2 separate regions of the Homo sapiens genome follow, and region 2 is linked to region 1. A link is a loop called in an ENCODE intact Hi-C map of the cell type or tissue named here. Cell type or tissue: OCI-LY7. All regions are shown on one strand. Each heading gives the region's core, and the rest is flanking DNA. Links, peaks and the distances in the headings are about the cores only.

Region 1 (10,186 bases), core at 731-8,730:
TGCCTTCAATTAGTTTTTCTCCAGAGTGTTTTTTTCTCTCTCTTTCCAGATTAAAGACCTATTTAAGAAAACTTTAAAATATTTTTGGTTATTTTCAGTGAATTTTTTTCTTGTCTCTCCTTAATAATTTTTATTGGGTGGTTTGGCGTTTTCATCTGCAGATTCATTTTAAGTGGTATTTTTTTTCCTTTGCCTCTTTCTGTGCTCCCTCTTCCCTGTCTAGTAGTTCTGTGGTTTCTCCCCTCTAGTTGTCTAGGACTCTACTCCAAAATTATGCCTCAGTGGCTAGAAACTCCAGTCTCAAAGTGGCAGCTGGCTCAGCATCTGAAGCAGTATGTAGCTTTGCTCAGATTTCTGTGCAGTTTTCTCTTATGCCACCCCCAACCATGAAGTTATACAGGTTTACAGAAGCAGTAACCTCAGGCAGTGATCACAGCTGTTTTCACACAGAGACCCCAGCTGTACCATGGTTCCATGCCACATACATAGTGCTTTCGTTACATCAAAGGAGTAAAAACTCCCAGTGGCCCCTAGCTGCTTCCTGGACCTAGACATCGGCAGGGCTGCCGCTTTAGCCCCACCTTACTAGGTTGCCGCCTTCTGTTTCTGACCCAAATAAATGCTTATTTTGTATCTGGGCATGCATGAAACTGTCTTTTTCTTGTTAATTGAATCTATAATTCACATTTGTAGAGAAGGGGGAGAGTTCAGTGTTGAATTTACAGCACTCTTGACCTAAATTGTCCTCTTCACACATTTTTCTCAGTTTATTTTGTTGTCCTTTTTCTAGCTGCTTCATTTGGATGCTTAGTTCCTTTTGAATTATTCTTATTTTCTAAAAATGAGTTTAAGGTGAATATTTTGTATAGCTAACATTTACTAACCGTTTGCTATATGGCAGGCACCAAGCTAAAAGTACTTTACGTTGATTATTTGCTGTAATCTTCCCAAAAGCCTTATGAAGTAGAAACTGTTAGTATCTTAGTTTATAAATAAGAAAGTTGAGATACACAGTGAATAAGAAATTAGTTACGTGTAACCAAATAGGTAGTCTGACTCTCAAAAGCCTGGGCTTTTGACTAGGATTAGATATGTACCAATCACAACCAGTTAAGTGATGCATACATATATATAAAGAAAGACTTAATAGACGTTTTTCATTTCTCAGTTTCCTTCCTGCTACCCAATATAGCTAAAGGGCAATGTATTTTTTGTTTGTTTGTTTGTTGTTTTTTGAGACGGAGTCTTGCTCTGTTGTCCAGGCTGGAGTACAGCGGTGTGATCTTGGCTCACTGCAACCTCCGCCTCCCGGGTTCAAACGATTTTGCTGCCTCAGCCTCCCGAGTAGCTAGGATAACAGAAGCCTGCCACCATGCCCAGCTAATTTTTGTATTTTTAGTAGAGATGGGGTTTTACTGTGTTGCCAAGGCTGCTCTCTCTCGAACTCCTGACCTCAGGTGATCCGCCCACCTCGGCCTCCCAAAATGTTGGGATTACAGGCGTGAGCCACGGCGCCCGGCCAGTGCACCACATTTTGAACTGTTACCCAATTATCTATTCAAAAATAAATTTAAATGAAATACCTATTTTAAGCCACTAAATTTGTAGGAATTTGTCATGCAGCACAGAAAACAAATACAAACTGTTTCTGGTTTTTAGCTATTATAAGTTGCTTTGAACATCGCATGCAAGTCTGTGTATGGACATAAGCTCCGATTTACCTTTGGTAAATAGGAATAGGATGACTGGGTGGCATGGTAAGTATGCTTTTAATTCTTTAGGAAACTGCTAAACTGTTTTCCGAAGGGGCTTTTTGTTATATTCTCAGCAGCATTGTATGAGAGTTGCAGTTGTTTCCAAATTGTCACTAACACTTGGTATGGTCAGTCTCTTTAATTTTGTCCATTCTAATGGGTGTGTAGTGGTAAATCAGAGAATATGCTTTCCATAATTTTAGCCTTTGACATATATTAAGATTGTCTTTAGGGCTGAGTATATGGCCAGTTTTGGTAAATGTTTTATATGCACTTGAAACAAATATATATTCTGCAGTTGTTGGGTACAATATTCTACATATATCTGGTAGGTCAATTTTCTTAATTTTGTTATTCAGAACTTTTATATCCTAACTGATTTTGTTTGACTACTTGTTCTATCAATTACTGGATAAGGTGAGTTAAAATCTTCTACTCTGAATTCATTTCTTTTTTCAGGTCTTCAGTTTTTGCTATATTTCAACCACTGATAGTTTTTCTTTTTGAGAATATCACATAAATGAAATTGTTACAGGAAAGGCATCCCGATCCAGACCCCAAGGGAGGGTTCTTGGATCTCATTCAAGAAAGAATTCAGGGCGAATCCACAGTGCAAGGCAAAAGCAAGTTTATTAAGAAAGTAAAGTGATTAAAGTACAGCTACTCCATAGACAGAGTAGGGCATTCCCGAAAGTAAGAGGAGGAACACGTCCACCCTAGGTACGATACTTGTCTATATATATAGGATAAAAAAAATCATTGGGAGATGTGCTCTGCTACAAGGGTTTGTGATAAAGGATTAATTTTCTTAATTACTGTATTTTACAATAATCGATATTACCATTAAAGCAAAACTAGGAATGCTTCTCTTCTCAAGATAGCAGGATATCAGGACACTCCCAAGTCTGGATCTGTTTAGTAAACATTATCCATCTGTTCCCTTAACCGTAAACATCTAGAGGCTAGGAATACATTAGTTTCTAGGAATGCAGCCCAGCAAGTCCCAGCCTCAGTTTCCCAGCCCTCACTCAAGACGGAGTCACCCTGGTTCGAACACCTCTGACAGACTGATACATTATGTAACACTTTGAGACTTTGATTCAGCATAAGGTCTATGAGATTTGTACAAGTTGTTGCATGTATCAATAGTTCATTCCTTTTTATTACTGAGTAGTAATCCATTCTATAAATAATATGTTTATTCATTCACCATTAAAGGACATATGGTTGTTTCCTGTTTGATTATGAATAGAGTTGGTATAAACATTCATGTACATATTTTTGTGTGACCATATGTCTTAATTTCTGTTGTAAATACCCAGGAGTAGGATTGCTGGGTCAAATGGTAAGTGTATGTTTAACTTACAAGAAACCAGCAAGCTGCTTTCCAGAGTAGCTGCACAATTTGCATATTCACTTTTTACTTGGAATCAATATTTTACTTCAACTGGAATGTAGAAACCTCACCCACGTATGTTCTTTTATCCTCCATGCTTTACATTATAGTTGTCATACATATTACATTTATATTCATTAAAAGCCCATTAGATAATGTTACGAGTTTTGCTTTCAGCCATCAAATATATTTTAAAGAACTCAAGAGGAGAATAGTCTGTTATAGTTACTTAGGTAGCCACCATTTTCGTTGCTCATCCTTTATGCATAATATACCAAGTTTCCTTCAGGTACTATTTCCTTTTGGCTGAAGACATTTCTTTATAATTATTTTAGAGCAGATCTGATGACAACAAATGATCTTAGTTTTCCTTTTTCTAATGATGTCTATTTCATCTTAATTCTTAAATAATTTTAATAGTCTATAGAATTTTAGGTGGACAGATTTTTTTCTTTGTTTGTTTCTGCACTTTAAAAAATGTGCCATTTCATCTGAGTCTCTCTGGTTTCTGGTGATAAATCAGTAGTCATGTGAATCAATGTTCTTTTCTATGATAAGGCATTGTTTTTCTTTGGCTACCTTCAAATTTTTTCTTTGTCTTTAGTTTTCAGCAATTTGATTATGGTGTTATCAAAGTCAAATAAAATGATAGAGATGAAACTCTAAAGAAAATGTTTTATTTGGAAAAACGGAATTACCATTCAGGGCATGTACACAGACCAGGGTGGTCTTTGGTATCTTCAAAGAGCAGAGAAAAGGTTGGGGGTTTTATTAGAGAAATGTTATGTATTGTTTTGTAAGAAAACTCATTGGCATTAGGAAAGTTTTTGGGAGCTCATAAGCTCTGATTGGTGAGTAATGATGGGTAGGTAAAACTAGGCTTAAAGTCATGGCAGTTCATCTTAGCAGCTACTAGGTAAAAATAGTCTTAAGGTTGTAGCAGATCATTTTGGCAGTTGGCTTAGGAGACAGTCCCTGGGCAGGCACTTGTGCCCTGAGTGCTTTTCTTTTCTTTTCTTCCCCTGGTCTCCTGACTCTAATTTAATTGGGCATGATAACTCCAATTCATATAATCAATTCTCACAGTGTTTGGTTGTGGATTTGTTTGGGATTTTTCCTGTTTGAGATTCACTGAACTTCTTGAATCTGTAAGTTTATATCTTCTGCAAAATATGGGAGGAGTTTTTTGCTGTTATTTATCCTCCCCCTTTTTATTGTGGTAAAATATACAGAAAATAAAATTTACCACTTTGACATTTCTAGTGTATAATTCAGTGGCATTTAGTATATAAACAATGTTTTATGCAACCATCACCACTATTTTGAGAAATTTTTCATCATCCCAAACAGAAACTCTCTACCCATTGAGCGATAACTCCCCATTCCCCCTGCCCCTAGTACCTAGTAATTTCAATTCTATTAATCCTTTCTGTCTTTATGACTTTGTGTATTCTAGATACCTTATAAAATATGTGTTTGTCTTCACGTCTGAATTATTTCACTTAGCATAAGTTTTTCAACTTCATGTTGTAGCATGTATCAGAATTCATTCTTTTTTTGTGGTTGAGTGATATTCCATCGTACATATATATCAAATTTTGTGCATTCTGTTTGTCCATCTTTTGATGGACACTTTAGTTGTTTCCACCTGTTGGCTATTGGGAATAATGGTGCCAGGAATATTTGTGTACAAGTATCTGTTTGAGCCCCAGTTTTCCATTCTTTGGGGTATATATTGAGCAGTGGAATTATTGAGTCATATGGTAATTCTATATTTAACATTTTGAGGAGCTGCCAAACTTCCCATAGTGGCTGCACCATTTTAACTTCCCACCAGCAATTTACAAGGGTTCCGTCTTGGGTGCGCGATGACTGTCTGGGCTGGTGGCACAGAGGTAAAAGAATTTACCAAGATAGTTGTAGGTAAAGAAAGGCAGATTGGTTAAAGAAAGTATAAAAGTACGTTGCCAGGGAGCTATAGGTGGAATCAGCAGAAGAGTAGCTGACTGCAAGGAAACAAGGAAATAAGAACAAGAATGCTTCTTATGCTGAAGAGTGCTACAGGCAATACTGATAATGCTAAGGTTGCAGTGAGCTAACTTGCAGGTGTCTGATGATAGTTGGACCCAGGAGGGCAATGTGTAGTGGACCATGAAGAAAGGCAGACTTGAAGCTTATCTGCTTTCTCTTTTTGCTTTGCCTTGGTGTCCAGCCAGCCTGACTCCTTTTCCCTAATTATGAATCCACAGGTTCCAATTCCCACATCCTTGCCAACACATGTTAATTTCAGGAATTCTGGGAGTAGCCATTCTAGTGGATGTGAAATGATATTAGACATTATTCCTTTCTCCTCTTTGTCAGTCTCTGATAACACAAACATTAGACCTTTGGTACTGTCCCACAGGCTCCTTAGGTTCTTTACTTTTTTAAGAAATATTTTCTTTATTTTCGGATCAGGTAATTTCTATTAACCTATCTTCGAATTCACTGACTCATTTTTTTGTCATCTCCATTCTGCTATTAAGACTATCTAGTGAGATTTTTTTAAAAAAATTTAGTGATTACATATTTTTTTCAGTTCCCAAATTATCATTTGGTTCTTTATGTCTTCAGTTTCTTTGCTGAGACTTTATATCTTTTTATTCATTTTAAGAGTGTATGTCCTTACTTCCTGGAGCACCTTTATACTAATAATAGCTGCTTTAGCATTTTGGTCAGATAATTCTAACACCTGTGTCAAATCAGCATTGGTGTGTGTTGATCATCTTTTTCTCATGTGAGCTCAGATTCGCCTAGTTCTTCATATACTAAGTAGTTTTGGAATGTATCCTGGAAATTTCAAATATAATGTTAAGGGACTCTGGGTTTATTTAAATCCTATGGAGAATGTTGATATATTTGTTTTAGTAGGCAATTGACCTTATTGGGTTCTGGCTGCAAATTCCAACCAGCTTCTGTGGGTTGTGGTTTCAATGTCAGTTTCATTTTCAAAGCCTTCAGTTTTATTCAAATTTGTCACACATGTATGCTGCTCAGTGGCCATTCTGAAACCTGGCATGTGGTTTATCTCTTAGTTTAGTTCAGTCTTTGGTATGTTGGTTTATGATCAGAACCACACATGCATCCCTCAGAAGTGATACCAGAAATTCATAAACAACATTATCTGGTAATTTTCCAAAGATCCTCCCTTTAGGTATTTTCCCCAGTAACTTCCAGTCCCTTAAGCCTCTTTTTTGATCTTCCATCTGTAATACTGTGGCTTTATTTACCCCCCATCCTGCCCTACATTTTTCATGTCTGCACTCATATCCAGGGATAAGTGGAGGGAAGTTAGAATTTAAAAAGAAATGGTGTTCACCTCACTCTCTTGAGACTATAGCACCTCTGGAAAGTAACCCTCTCCCTCTCAGAATTTTGGTGCTCCTGTAGCTATCGGGAGATCTCTATCTTCTTCTTTGATCCTGAGTAGAAGGCTTCTCTGGAAGCTTTCTCTAGCTATACCAATACCTATCTCCACATTATAGATTGCCTTAAATCCACACTGAGAAATACTAAAGGGGGGTGAAAAGGGTCTATTCACTACCAGTTAGGTCTACTCCACTTCAAATTTCGTTGTTCTTTAGTCTTCATACTATTATCTTGTATTCACAGTCCTTCCACATTGTTATATGCATTCTGTCCAGGTTTTGTAGCCGCATTCAGTGGGAGAGTCAAAGTGGAGTGTGCTTACTCCACCTTACCCGGAACTGCAACTCTTAAAATAATTTTATAATTAACATCAATAGTAAGGGAGACTATGCATAAAACAAATAAACAAAACCTAACAAATTTGACATGTAAGCACTCTCACTGCCAGGCCAACATGTTGTTTAAAACTGTCCATAGAAATTGAATCTAAGTAGAGAAATTTCAGGTAGAAGCAAACTTTATAATTCCACCAAACCAAGAGCAAGTCAAGAATGCCTTCTATGATACTCTGGCTTCTTATTTTTAGGATGCAGAAAAGCTGCTCTGGCTAGCTTAAGAAAAATAGTTGCTCTGGCTAGTTTAAGAAAAATAACTTACTAATCAAGTATTATAAGAAGACACAAATACCTAAATCAGAAATGAAAGTGGGGACACAACTATTGACCTTTCAGAAGTAAAAAGGATTATAAGAGAATACTCTAAACAATTGTATGCCCAAAAAAAGATAACCTTGATGGCATGGACACATTTCTAGCAACAAATTACCAAAACCGACTCAAGAAGAAATAGAAAATCTGAATAGAGGTATAACAAGTAAAGAGAGTGAAACATTAACCAAAAACTTCCCAATGAAGGTAAGTCCAGGGTCAGATGGCTTCATCAGTGAATTATACCAAACATTTAAAGAAGAATTAGCACCAATCCTCAATTTTCCAAAAAGTAGAAGAGAACACTTACTAACTTGTTTTTGATGCCAGCGTTACCCTGATACCAAAATCAGATAAAGACCTCACAAGAAAAGGAAGTCACAGAGCAATATCCCTAAGTAATATAGATGTAAAAATTCTCAACAAAATATTAGCGAGCCAAATCCAACAACATATTAAAAGATTATATACCATGACCAAATAGGATTTATCCCAGGAATCCAAGGGTGTTTTGACATGAGAAAATAAGTGTAATATACCATATTAATGGAATGTAAAAACGCCACATGATCATCTCAGTTGATGCAGAAAAAATACTTGACAAAATCCAACACTTTTTCATGATAAAAACTTAGAAAACTCACTTTGGGAGGCTGAGGCGGGCAGATCACGTGTTCAGGAGATTGAGACCATCCTGGCTAACACGGTGAAACCCCTTCTCTACTAAAAATACAAAAAATTAGCCAGGCGTGGTGGCAGGCACCTGTAGTCCCAGCTACTCTGCAGGCTGAGGCAGGAGAATGGTGTAAACCCGGGAGGCAGAGCTTGCAGTGAGCCAAGAACGTGCCACTGCACTCCAAGAAAACTAGGAATGAGAGGGAACTTCCTCAACATGAGAAAGGGCAATTATGAAAAACTCGTAGCAGAAATCATACTCAGTGGTGCAAGACTAAAATCCTTTTCCCCAAGATCAGGAACAAGACAAACATGCCTGCTTTCACCACAGCTATTTGACATTGTATTGGAAGTTTTAGCCAAAACAGATAGATGGATGGATGGATAGATAGATAGATAGATAGATAGATAGATAGATAGATAGATAGATGAAAGATAAAATGGCATCCAGATTAAAAAGGAAAAAGTAAAACTATTCACAGATGATATGATCTTATATGTAGAAAATCCCAAATAATCCACAAGAAAGCTACTAGAGCTAATAAATTCCGTAATTTGTAAGATACAAGATCAACGTGCAAAAATCATTTGAGTTTCTGTATACCACCAATGAATAACCCAAAAAGGAAACCAAGAAAATAATTGATATGGTTTGGCTCTGTGTGCCCACCCAAATCTCATGTTGAATTGTAATGCCAAATGTTGGAGGTGGGGCCTGGTGGGAGGTGTTTGGATCATGGGGATGGTTTCTAATGGTTTAGCATCATTCCCGCAGTGCTGTCTCATGATAGAGTTCTCACAAGATCTGATTGTTTAAAAGTGTGTAGCACCTCCATCTGCTTGTGCTCTTCTTCCTGTTCCAGGCATGTAGGATGTTCGTCCTTCCCCTTCACCTTCCACCACCATTGTAAGTTTCCTGAGGCCTCCCTAGCCAAGCTTCTGTACAGCCTGTGAAACTGTGGTCAATTAAACCTCTTTTCTTTGTAAATTACCTATTCTCAGGTAGTTCTTTATAGCAACGTGAAAAGAGACTAATACAACAAACAATCTACTTACAATAGATCTGAGAATAAAATACCTGGGAATAAATTTAACCAAGAGGTGAAAGACCTGGACACTGAAAACTACAAAAAATTGCTGGCAGAAGTTAAAGAGGAACGAATTAAATGGTAAGACATACCGAGTCCATGGATTAGAAGACTTACTATTGTTAAGATGGCAATACCCAAAGCAGTCTACAGATTCAATGCTATCCCTGTCAAAACTCCAATAGCCTTTCTTTTCTCAGGAATGGAAAAGCCAATATTCAAACCTTTATAGAATTGTAAGGGGCCCCAAATAGCCAAAACAGAATAACAAAGTTGGAGGGCAAACACTTCTTGATTTCAAAACTTACTATAAAGCTACAGTAATCAAAACAGTGTGGTGCTGGCACAAGAATAGACATATGAATGTACTTAATACCACTGAATTGTACACTGAAAATGGTTAAGAGTAAATTTTATCTTACATATATATAGCAACAAAAAATGAAAAAAATCTGCCATACCTATAGGTTTATTTCTGGATTCTCAGTTCTATTCCATTTATCTATATGTCTATTCTTGTGACAGTTCATCTCCAGAATTCTTGCATCTAGTAAAAGTGAGACTCTATACCCGTTAAGTAATTACTGTACATTGCCCACTTTCCCTATCCCCTGGCAATCACAATTCTATTTTCTACCTGTTTAATTTTGACTATTCTAATACCTCATAAAAGTGGAATAATGTAGTATTTGTCTTTTTTGTGACTGGCTTATTTCACTTAGCATAATGTCCTCAAGGTTTATTCATGTTGTAGTATATGTCAGAATGTACTTCCTTTTCAAAGCTGAATAATACTCCGTTTTGTATATCCATTCATCTGTTGATGGACACTTGGGTTGTTTCCATATTTTAGCTATTGTGAATGATGCTGCTGTGAACTTGAGTGTACAAATATCTCTTCAAGACCCTGGTTTTAATTTTTGCGTGTAAGAAAGAGTGAAGCTATATAAAAATAAACCCAGTGCTCTTGCTATAGTCTAGAAAGAGGAATTGCTGTGGTTAGGATCCAGGCTTCCCAATTTTAAGCCTTTAAGGGTTAAAACTAGGACAGCTATTGACCTAGAACATCCTAACACATAATAGGCATTCAATGAAGGGCCGATTGAATAACTTAACTTGAGAAAGGCAATAGGATAGGCTGAAAGTAGCAGCTTGATG
Region 2 (10,186 bases), core at 1,296-9,295, 77 kb after region 1:
TTGGAACTTTCTCACCTGCTAAGTCCTCATCTGCTTCTTCCCTTAAAAATTGCAATGCTTTATTCATTCATTCATTTGTTAATTAAGTATGTATGGAGCACCTACTGTGGACTAAACTTTGATGATTCATAGATGATTAAATGCCATCACTCCTCTCTGGGAGTTCATCTTAATGGGAAGGCAACACTCAATCCCAATATAAGGCAATAAATGTGTAAAACATATCCTGGAAACACGATGGAGGAACTGATTTACCTGCCCAAGAAAGATGTCATAGGAGAGAATATCTTTGAGCTTGGGTGTAAAAGATATGTAGGGATTTTCAAATAGGATGGCAAAGAGATTTTTTTTTAATTTAATTTTTATTTTGGAGAAAGGGTCTCACTCTAACATCTACATTGGAGTGCAGTGGCACAATCATGGCTCACTGCGGCCTTGACTTCCCAGGCTCAGATGATTCTCCCACCTCAGCCTCCCAAGTAGCTGGGACTACAGGCACATACCACGGCACCTTGGTAATTTTTTGTATTTTTTTTTTGGTAGAGATGGGGCTTTGCCATGTTGCCCAGGCTGGTCTCAAAGTTCTGAACTCAAGTGATTCGCCCGCCTTGGCCTCTCAAAATGCTAGGATTACAGGCATGAACCACCATGCCTGGCCCAGAGAGTTTTTAAAGAGAGAAAACAGCCTGAGCTAAGTCACGAACGCCCAGAATTGCATGGAGTATTCAAGAAAAGGGGCCAGCATTAGGTCAGGATTGGAGTAACAGAAGATGTGCTGGAAAGGCAGATTCGGACTACCCTTATAGAAAAGAAGAAACAAACAATTGTCTTAAAAGCTTTAGCCCGTCCCAACTTGTGGGTTCAGAGACAGTGGGGTTGCCTCTAGTTGACTTTAGCTTGGCTTTGACTTGTTGTTTACTAGCCGAATTTCTAAGACATAGTTTTGAAGCAGGCAAAGTACATACAGAATGTCCCATTGTCCCCTTTCTGCTTCATCCCTCTAAAGAGCACTCTTTGTCTCCAGACTTCTTTCTAGCTTCTTTTATTCTGTGATCTAACAGAGTCTGTCAGCTGGAGGCTCCCTTCCTCATGCCTTTACTCCAGGCTCAACTGAATCTGATAAACACATTAAAAAAAAAAAAAACAGAGTAGCTTCACTGTGTTACTTCTCAAGACAATACGTCTGACTCTCAGTAGAAGTGTTCAATATTTCACATAAACTAATTTTTAGATCTAGCAAGTATGTGCCTGTGTGTTTGCATATGTGGTTGTGAAGATTTTGAGGAGAAAGGAGAGCAGATGCTATTTGGTCTGCTGATGTCATCATCTGGATTCACACGTCACTGAGAGTGAGGAGCGGACCACCTCTGAGCTCCACCTTCTTACAAGTTAGTGTGGCCATGGCCCTAGTGTCCATAGTCTGATGTTGAATGGGGCTTCGATGTACAAGGTCAGTATGTTTCAAGTTTTTATAATAGTCCCTATTAAAGATGTAAATTACCCTACCAAAAAAACAAAAAATTTCATTCACGAAGTCCCACTCTATCCTGAAGAATCCATAGGCTTCCTACTTTGAGAATAATCAGTGTGCAATGGGCTACTTTGAACAAACTAAAGTGAGAAAACACAAATAGAGCTCTACATTTTATGATAGTTGTGTTGTCAATATTGATCAATGGCCTACAAACATAAATATCACTGTCATGATCTATGAAACCAAGGGTGCCTCCTGGACCCTAATACAGTCATGAGTCACTTAACAATGGGGATACATTCTGAGAAATGCATCGTTAGGCGATTTTGTCGTTGTGCAACCGTCACAGAGTGTACAGTACTGAAACAAACCTAGACGGTATAGCCTACTACACACATAGGATATATGATATGGCCAATTGCTCCTAGGCAACGAATCTGTACAGCATGTTACTGTACTGAATACTGTAGGCAATTGTAACACAATGGTAAATGTTTGTCTATCTAAACATATGTAAACATAGGAAAGGTACAGTAAAGGCAGAATATAAAGGATTAAAAATGGCACGCCTGTATAGGGCATTTACCATGAATGGAGGCTGTGGGACTGGAGGTTGCTCTGAGTGAGTGAGTGGTGAGTGAATGTGAAGGCCTAGGACACTACTGTACACTACTGTAGACTTTATAAACATTGTACACATAGGCTACACTAAATTTTTTTCTTTCTTCAATAGTAAATTAACCTAAACTTACTGTAACTTTTTTATTTTATAAACTTTTTTTAACTATTTGATTATTTTGTAATACTTAAAATACAAACACATTGTACAGATGTACAACAATATTTCTTTATATCCTATTCTATAAGCTTTTTCCTATTTAATGTTTCACTTTCTAAGCTTTTTTGTTAAAAACAAAGACACAAACACATACGTTATCTTAGGCCTACAAAGGGTCAGGATGATCAGTTCTACTGTCTTCCACCTCCACATCTTATGGTCTTCAGGGACATTAACATTCATGGAGCCGTCATCTCCTATGATCATGTCTTTTTCTGGAATACCTCCTGAAGGACCTGCCTGAGGCTGTTTTGCAGTTCCTTTTTTTTTAATAAGTAGGAGTATACTCTAAGACAATAATTTAAAAAGTATAGCATAGTAAACACATAAATCAGTAACACAGTTGTTTATTATCAAGTATTATGTCTGCACATAATTGTATGTGTTATTCTTTTTCACCGGCCAGTGCAGTAGGTTTGTTTACACTCGCATCACCACAAACGTGTGATTAATGTGTTGCACTAAGAAGTTACCATGGCTACAACATCACTAGGCAATAGGAATTTTTCAGCTCCATTATAATCTTATGGGACCACCATCATATATGCAGTCTGGCATCGAACCAAAACATTGTTATGTGGGATATAACTGTATTCTTGACTTACTCTAAATAGTAACTCACATATGGTCTGTTATAAGAGATACAGATTTCTAATATATTCTCCATGTTCTACTGAGGTTCTAGAGGATTTTGGGGTGAAGTGAGTGTTTAATATTATTGGTATGGCTAGAGGAATATATGTCTTTTAGTGCAAGCAAAACCCTGCACTATGATAGCTAAACAAGAGCCATTTGCCTTTCAGTGTGTATAGTCTGAACCTTTTACAGTCTCTAGTGGCAATGTTGGGAGGAAGAGTAAGAGATAATACTAATAAGCTCTGATCTTGCAGATGCAGAATTCTGGGGCAGAAATGACTATAAAAGGCTTTGCCAACTGGGGATCCAGGACTGGCACTCAAATTAAAAAGGGAGAGCATCTCTTTTTCTCTTTTTTGTGTGAACCTTTTCCTCTCTACAAATAAACTGAGGCCTAAGGTACTCTTTTCCCAGTTCTACTGTGGGTGTTTAGCTTCATGAGCAAAGGCAGATGAAGGATTTGGTTTAAACCAACATCTTAAGCAGGACAGCTGGGAACTCTTCCACACCTCCTGGGAAAGCTAAATATGGTAACATTCTCCCCAGGCCCTCACGGGGACTATGTCACAAAGCAGAGCTGGGTGTATTGTATAGGCCTTCATGACAAGCATCACAGTCTAGGCTTTGCCAAAGGTGGTGAGCTGCCTCCATGCAGTGCTGGGAAACAATTGTTGGAGGCTGTTGAAGGGGAGTCAAGAATTTTGAGCATTATTCTCTTCTCCTGAGCTGAACTCCTTGTCTTATTTGACAGTTGCTGTGTGCAAAACAGGTTAACCCATTGCATTGGGTAAATGAAAATCCAAACTGAGGGTGTGTAGAAGCATTTTCCATCTGTGACTCAGGCAGGGCTTTTGCATATTAGCACAGAGCTCAACGAGTAGCAAGAGGGTTGTTTGTGCTTGGGTTATGTTTGCTGTGTTCCAAAACTAAGACAAAATCTGGCCTCAGATCCCTGAGGTCTAACTAATCCAGTAATGAGCTGAGACAGTTTGCTAGGTGTTGTTTCCACCCAATTCCCAGACTGTTCTGTTCTGGGAAGATATTTTCTAAGTTGAAAATGGGGTAAATGTAATAGGCCCTGCTCAAAAATGACAAATCTCATTGTAAAATCATCTACAAATGAGTTGAGCTGGTGATGCCTTAAAACATTCCTCTGTTTCTAAAGTTATATTCAAGAGTCTTATTGTCAAGAAAACATGATAGGTTTATCAAATACCCTGTAGAATACTGTACTCGAAGTGCCTGCTTTATCTTATGCAATTTTTCTATTTAATCTGAGCTGTATATATGCTACTGCAGCTTCAAAACATCTGGGCACAGCAATTTTTTCTATCCTGCACCTGCAAGGGTAAGTACACACATAAACAAAAAAGAAATTAAATCTTCCGCAGAGCTGGGGTAAAAAAGAACCCAACCAGCCATGAAGCTCAAGGGAGCAGTATGACAAGTGCTGAGCTGTAAACAAGCTTGAGAGGGATTTAATTCTTATGACAAGTGCCAGTGGTGGCATCTCACATGGACTCAGCATATGCACACATTTCAGAGAGGAGCCACACAGGATTTAATGCAAATAGAAAAGAAAAAAAAAAAAGAAACAGCTCTCAGTGCATCAGCTTCTTCTCATCTATAAATAGCCAAGCAAATCAGGATGAGCTAATGTTGTAATTATCTTGATTTTCAGAATTTTTGCCACTCAGAAGAGATTTTTAGAGTCTCCTCCCTGCTCTTTATAATTATAGCTGCTGTTCCAACCTCTGCCAAGGGTTGGTGGTTGCAATGTGATATTTGCCAGGTGGCTGCTCTGCAGCACAGAAAATTACCAAGTTTCCTTGGTTTGTCCGGTTTTGTCTTGTAAGATCCAATTCAAAACTTCAGAGGGCAACAATTCATCATCTTGTGACAGCCACTTCTTCACTTTTCCTTGTAACTTCTAGACTCTGGCGCTGTGGGGTCTTCCTGTACTTGAGTAAATGACATGACTGAGATACCAGAGTAGCTATGCTTCACTTTGCACAGAATCACAGACACCGATGTTGGGAAAGGATTAGAAACCAAGCGTTGTGACAGCCCAGAAGCTGTATTCCTTCCAAACGTGGAATGCCATGTTTGCTGATTTGTATTTTCTTTGTGTGTTCAAGAACTACACTGCAGAGTAGGAAAGGAGGGTAGAGAATGATGATTAAAAACAGGGAGGTGGGATGGGAGATCCTGCTAGTTGCCTACCTAATATCCTTCTTCTCTCTCATATCAAGAGTTGGCAAACTCCAATCCACAAGCTAAATCTAGCCTTCTGGCTGCTTTGATAAATAAAGTTTAATTGGAACGCAGCCTCACATGTATTGCCTATGGCTGCTTTTATGCTACAAGATCAGAATTGAGTAGTTGTAACAGATGCTGTATGTTCTGCCAGGCCTAATATATTTACTATCTGGTCTTTTATAGAACAAGTTTGCTGACCCCTGTCTTATATTAACAGAACCCCATTTTGATGGTGGCAGCTGTGTGCCAATTTTTTAAAAGTCACTTTCTTGTAGCTAGGGGTAACCACATGATCCAGTCCTGCCTAATGAGATGCAATAGAAAGTGAACTTGGGGGAGGCCTCCAGGAAAACTACTGTTTGCCATATAAAGCCGGCACTGACCGCTGCCCTTCTCCTTTCTTTTTCTTTCTTGTGGAGTGGCTATGCTAACACTTTTTTGGGGGCATGGTTCCCACTTCTGGTGCCTGGTGGAAATGGTGGCTTTCTCATGACTGTGAGGATGAAAGTAACATCCCAAGGACATAAGTGGGAATGCGGGTTCTTAATGGCTTCCTTGAGTAGTTGCTTTAGTCCTGGACTGGTTAGCCCTAGAAAGATTAGCCCATTGGCTGACCCACCTACAAGGGTTTCTATACATTGTAAACAAATGGAATCCCAACTGAAAACTAGGCTGGTCTTGATGGTGTGAGTTACAGCAAACGGATGTCAGAAAAGGTAAGAAACTGCCCTCCCTGTCCTACTTCCGTGGAAACACTCTAGGTAAGATTAAAATCCCCAAGTCCTATAACGAAATTTCTATCTTCAGTGTTAGATGGTCACTTGAATCATTTTTAATGAACAATTCAAACTTTGAATGCAAATTGTCTATATTGTAAGAAGAAAGTTCCCTGAATTTCTTTCCTAAAAGTTATCTACTTTTGTGGCAGATACCTCCTTAAATATATTAGCTATTTTCAGTGGTCAATAGTAGCTTTATGTAATGGTGATAACTCCTTTTGACTTAGGTAAAAATGATTGTATTTAGGATGTGAGAATAGGTAGAATCAGGTGAATACTCTCTAGCTCTGAACATGAAAACTTTATGTTCATTCAATTTCTGAAGAGTTAAAAACCATTTCTGTGCGATTTCCACAGTTCTTCCCACAGTAATTCTCTTTTCCCTGCCCTCTTCTTCTTTCTTCTCTCCCCTAAGTTCCTGTGCTTGATGCTTTAGGGCATGGGCGTAGTGAGAGATTAGAGAAGGCTGGAGAGTGAGGACTTCATAAAATAATCAGTGCAATTTCTGCCCCTCACTTTATCATACACTGTTCAAACTGAATCCATTAATGGATTTTTTTGCAAAATATGATCATTGCAGTAACGAAATTGGTCCAGGCCAAAACAGCAGCTTTAATGGGGACACAGCCGAAGCCACCCTGCTGCCCCTACTGCTTTCTTCCCTGGGCCTCGGTAGAACAGCAAAGATTCTGAAAGAAAACTTTAAGTGCATGTTGTAATACTTAATCTTTTCTCATGAAATCCAAAGAAAATATGCACAGTGTCTATGGAAAATAATTCCTCCTTAGGGTCCTAAAAAGTCTGCAATCAATATGACCTCACCTTGTAAGAGATCTATGTTGATTTTTAAGATAGGAAATTTACTTCATTTTTAAATAACAAAATCTTTAAAAATAGTTTTATTTGGCCATTTGTATGACTGCTTCTATCTCACAGACATCCTTTAAGAAAGCATAAAATATACTTTGTTGGGGAGTATTAAGTTTAAACATTATTTGGTTATTAATGCTGTCTTGGTTTGATTGCTTTATACCAAAAATACAAGTAGTTGGTTTCACTCTTCATGGTTTTGTCTACAAATTATTACACACTTTTGGCTACCATGCTTGTGAAGTTTCAAAGCCAAGCAAATGTGGTTCAATTATAAAAAAGTGATCAGAATATATAAGGAAGTTGGTGTTTTAAATAATCATATTTCCACAATTCAAAGCAATCATTTTCTCTTCTTTTCTATCTTATGAATGACAGCAGATCCACCACACTCCCTCATCAGAAAAATGGCTCTAAAATGTAAGCACAGCCAATGATGGCTCAGCCTCCTCTCCACGCATCTGTGAAATGACAAAGTGGTCTGGAAATATTCCTGATTAAAAAAAAAAATTTAAAACCCTAGGGTTTAAGGGTTCTGAGTCAGGATGTAAATAAACTGTTTATTTTAAATAAAATCTGGGAATTTAGAAGAGCATGAGAACTTGCATCACTTGTGTAGGCAGAATTCCAAAATGGCCCTGAAGATTCCACCCTTTGGTGCACATGCCCTGTATAATCCTTCCCCTTGTGTGCAGGCAGAACCGGTGAATATGATGGGATATCACACATCCAGGAGACTAAGCAATGGACTTTTCATTAATCAAAAGGGAGATTTTGTGGGTGGGCCCTAGAGAGTGGAAGTGTGAGAGGGCTTGTGAGGGAGCCACATAGCTGAGACCTGAGGGCAGCCTCTAGGAGCTGAGGGCAACCCCAGCTGTTCCTCCACCAGCAGGAATCAGGGACCTCAGTCCTACAGCTGCAAGGAAATGAACTCTGCCAGCAACCCGAATGAACCTGGAAAAAGACCTCAAGCTCTAGGTGAGACCCTAGACCCAGCCAATACCCAGATTTCAGTCCAGTGAGATTGAGCAGAGGACCCAGTTAACCTGTGCCAGGATTCCTAACCCATAGAAACTGTGAGATAATAAATTTGTGTTGTTGTACGCTGCTAAGTTTGTGGTGATTTGTTACGCAGCGATAGAAATCGAATACAATCACACATCCAAAGCCTATCTTTGATAACACTTACAGCCAGGGACCTTCATATTCTATTTGTGGGGAAGAGATATCTCTCACTAGAACTTTTCTTCTGGGGTTGATGGTCTGTTGGATGAGTGTTGTACTTGGCAAGGATCCCATAAAAGTTCATAAGAATGACTTGATCGACAGTAAAATTCATCCATTCATTTATTCTTTTTAAAAAGATTTGAGTGCCTACTCCGTGATAGGCATGCTTCCAGGTATCATTTTATATGATGATGCTCAGTTTTTTTCTGTTTTCCCCTCTAGATACTATTTCCACTCTTCTGTGTCTTGGGATGCTCAATTTTGTAGACCACTCTATAGGGCTTCCATGTATTATGGATGAAAAAATGAAATAAACTAACAGGAAGACTAAAGTGTAGAAAGAGAGTGAATAAGTCAGGACATGTATTTCCCTGAGTTTTGCCCTATGGGAGAACTTTGAATTAGCTGCCTTTCTCCATCTTGTTGGTCTCTCTCTGAGCGGCCCCCTCCCCTTGTCCCAGTCCCTGGATGGTAAGGTCTCCCCACGTCACTAGTCCTGGTGTACTGCCCTCTCCCTGCTGGTATACCAAAACCTTCGCCATACCTTTATAAGCAGTTTCTTTATCAAACTTTCTCCATTTCTTTGACGTTTGAGCATGCTCTTTCCTACCAGTGCCTTGAGGATACAACACTAAACATCCCCCCTGAATACCGGGTATTTGGAGCCATTGGGTCAGGGGATTGGATTCTGGTGTCAGTTCATTTTCTACCTATCTACAGGAACATGGTCTTTCAGGAACACTGTTTTCTTATCTGTACAACGATAGAAGAATGTAAAGTATCTCTAAGGTTTCTATCAGGCCTCATAATCTATAAATTGGTAGGTGGGTTATAAAACTTACATTGTGTGATGTTTGGAGCAAATACAATTTCTTTACTTCTGACTGATCTGGACTTCCTCGTAAATATCAACCGCTCCATTGGAGACTATATTCAAGCCAATGCAATGAAATAATGTAACTATCCCTTTAGATAATACAAGGTAAAAATGTCCAGTCTCTTGAACTTCTTAGCTCAGTTTTTAGTCCCTTCTCCAGCTTCTCTCCAGCATGGTGTCTCGGCTCTGGAGGGTGGGCACTGACTTATGTTTTGTGACCTCCTAAGGAAAGGAGTTTCTCTCCTTTGACTTGCCTGTATCCTCAGGCTCCTCTGATTTCCAAGGCATTATTCCCTGTCTGCCTCCTTGCAGTGTGTTCTGTAGACTTTCATAAGGTCTAGGGCAAAGATTGGCAAACTTTTTCCATAAAGGGCCACAGACAGTAAATGTTTTAGGCTTTGTGGATCATATGGTCTTTGTTACAACTACCCAACTCTGCAGCTGAAATGCAGCCAAAGATAATATGTAAACAAATGAGTGTTTCTTTATAAAAATAGGCCATCGGGTTGGTTCTGACCCATGGGCCATAGTTTGCCGACTCCCGGTCTACATGCTTCTTGGCTTTCTCAACTTCCCTTGGCTCTGAGTCCTGTAGACCCTGGCCCCTCAATCCTTACCAGGCAGGGCTCCAACTAGGTCCATCTGGCTCCCTGGCCAGAGAAGTCCACTCCAAGCCAGGTTTAAGCCTTCAAGACCCCAAACTCAGAACCAGCTCACACAGGAACAAAAGCAAGCTCCAGTCTTTCCGATGTACTTCTCCCTGCTTCGTGCGTATGCCCCTCAGTTTACCCGGATGTTTTCATAACCATTCTGTCCTAATGCTTTGCCCCAAGAAGAGAGTAAAAACAAAAACTCTGGAGGCCACTGTTTCTTGTTCCCTTTTTCTATCTCCTAGTGTCAGAAGGGTCAGATTTCCTCTCCTGACCTTTATTATTCTTCCAACATATTCTTACTCTTACCATAAAATGATAAACTTCTTGGTCTAGATGTGGAAGGAATCTATATATTGAGTGCCTTCTCTGTGATATGAGAGAACTATTTGTGTTCTTCATATGTGCACTCTTAGTTTTTAATATGTTCAAAGGGAAATGAAGGAATTTTGAAAATCCTGTTTTGAGAAAATAGTCTGATTTTAGGACTAACACTATTCTGCAGAAATCTATTTTGAATATCAAAAGCTGCATATTAACTCTCTCACTTTCTCTACCTGCCTTTTGGCATCTGCC

Evidence for each region. Peaks named below come from ENCODE experiments on the same cell type or tissue, not always from the same donor. Only the 100,000 strongest peaks of a DNase experiment are listed, where the experiment ranks them.
Region 2: a loop joins it to region 1, with 8 times the contacts of the local background. A loop is called at or near these places in 3 of 110 quality-filtered maps.

Annotation. Positions count from the first base shown.
Region 1 is chr15:56,604,299-56,614,484 of GRCh38, reverse strand. LOC105370832 (a long non-coding RNA gene) reads left to right here and starts at 8,889. Exons shown (of 4, transcript XR_007064652.1): 1 at 8,889-9,109. In OCI-LY7, for the core only: no CTCF peak of the experiment used is centred there; DNase peaks (open chromatin) are centred at 5,264, 5,874, 6,174, 6,714 and 1 weaker place; H3K4me3 peaks cover 4,309 bases; H3K27ac peaks cover 5,957 bases.
Region 2 is chr15:56,527,526-56,537,711 of GRCh38, reverse strand. All of the region lies in intron 1 of LOC105370832 (a long non-coding RNA gene), which reads left to right. Among named protein-coding and RNA genes, the nearest start is that of MNS1, 67 kb to the right of the region's middle. In OCI-LY7, for the core only: a CTCF peak has its summit at 4,830; DNase peaks (open chromatin) are centred at 3,151, 3,781, 4,371 and 4,841; H3K4me3 peaks cover 2,765 bases; H3K27ac peaks cover 5,392 bases.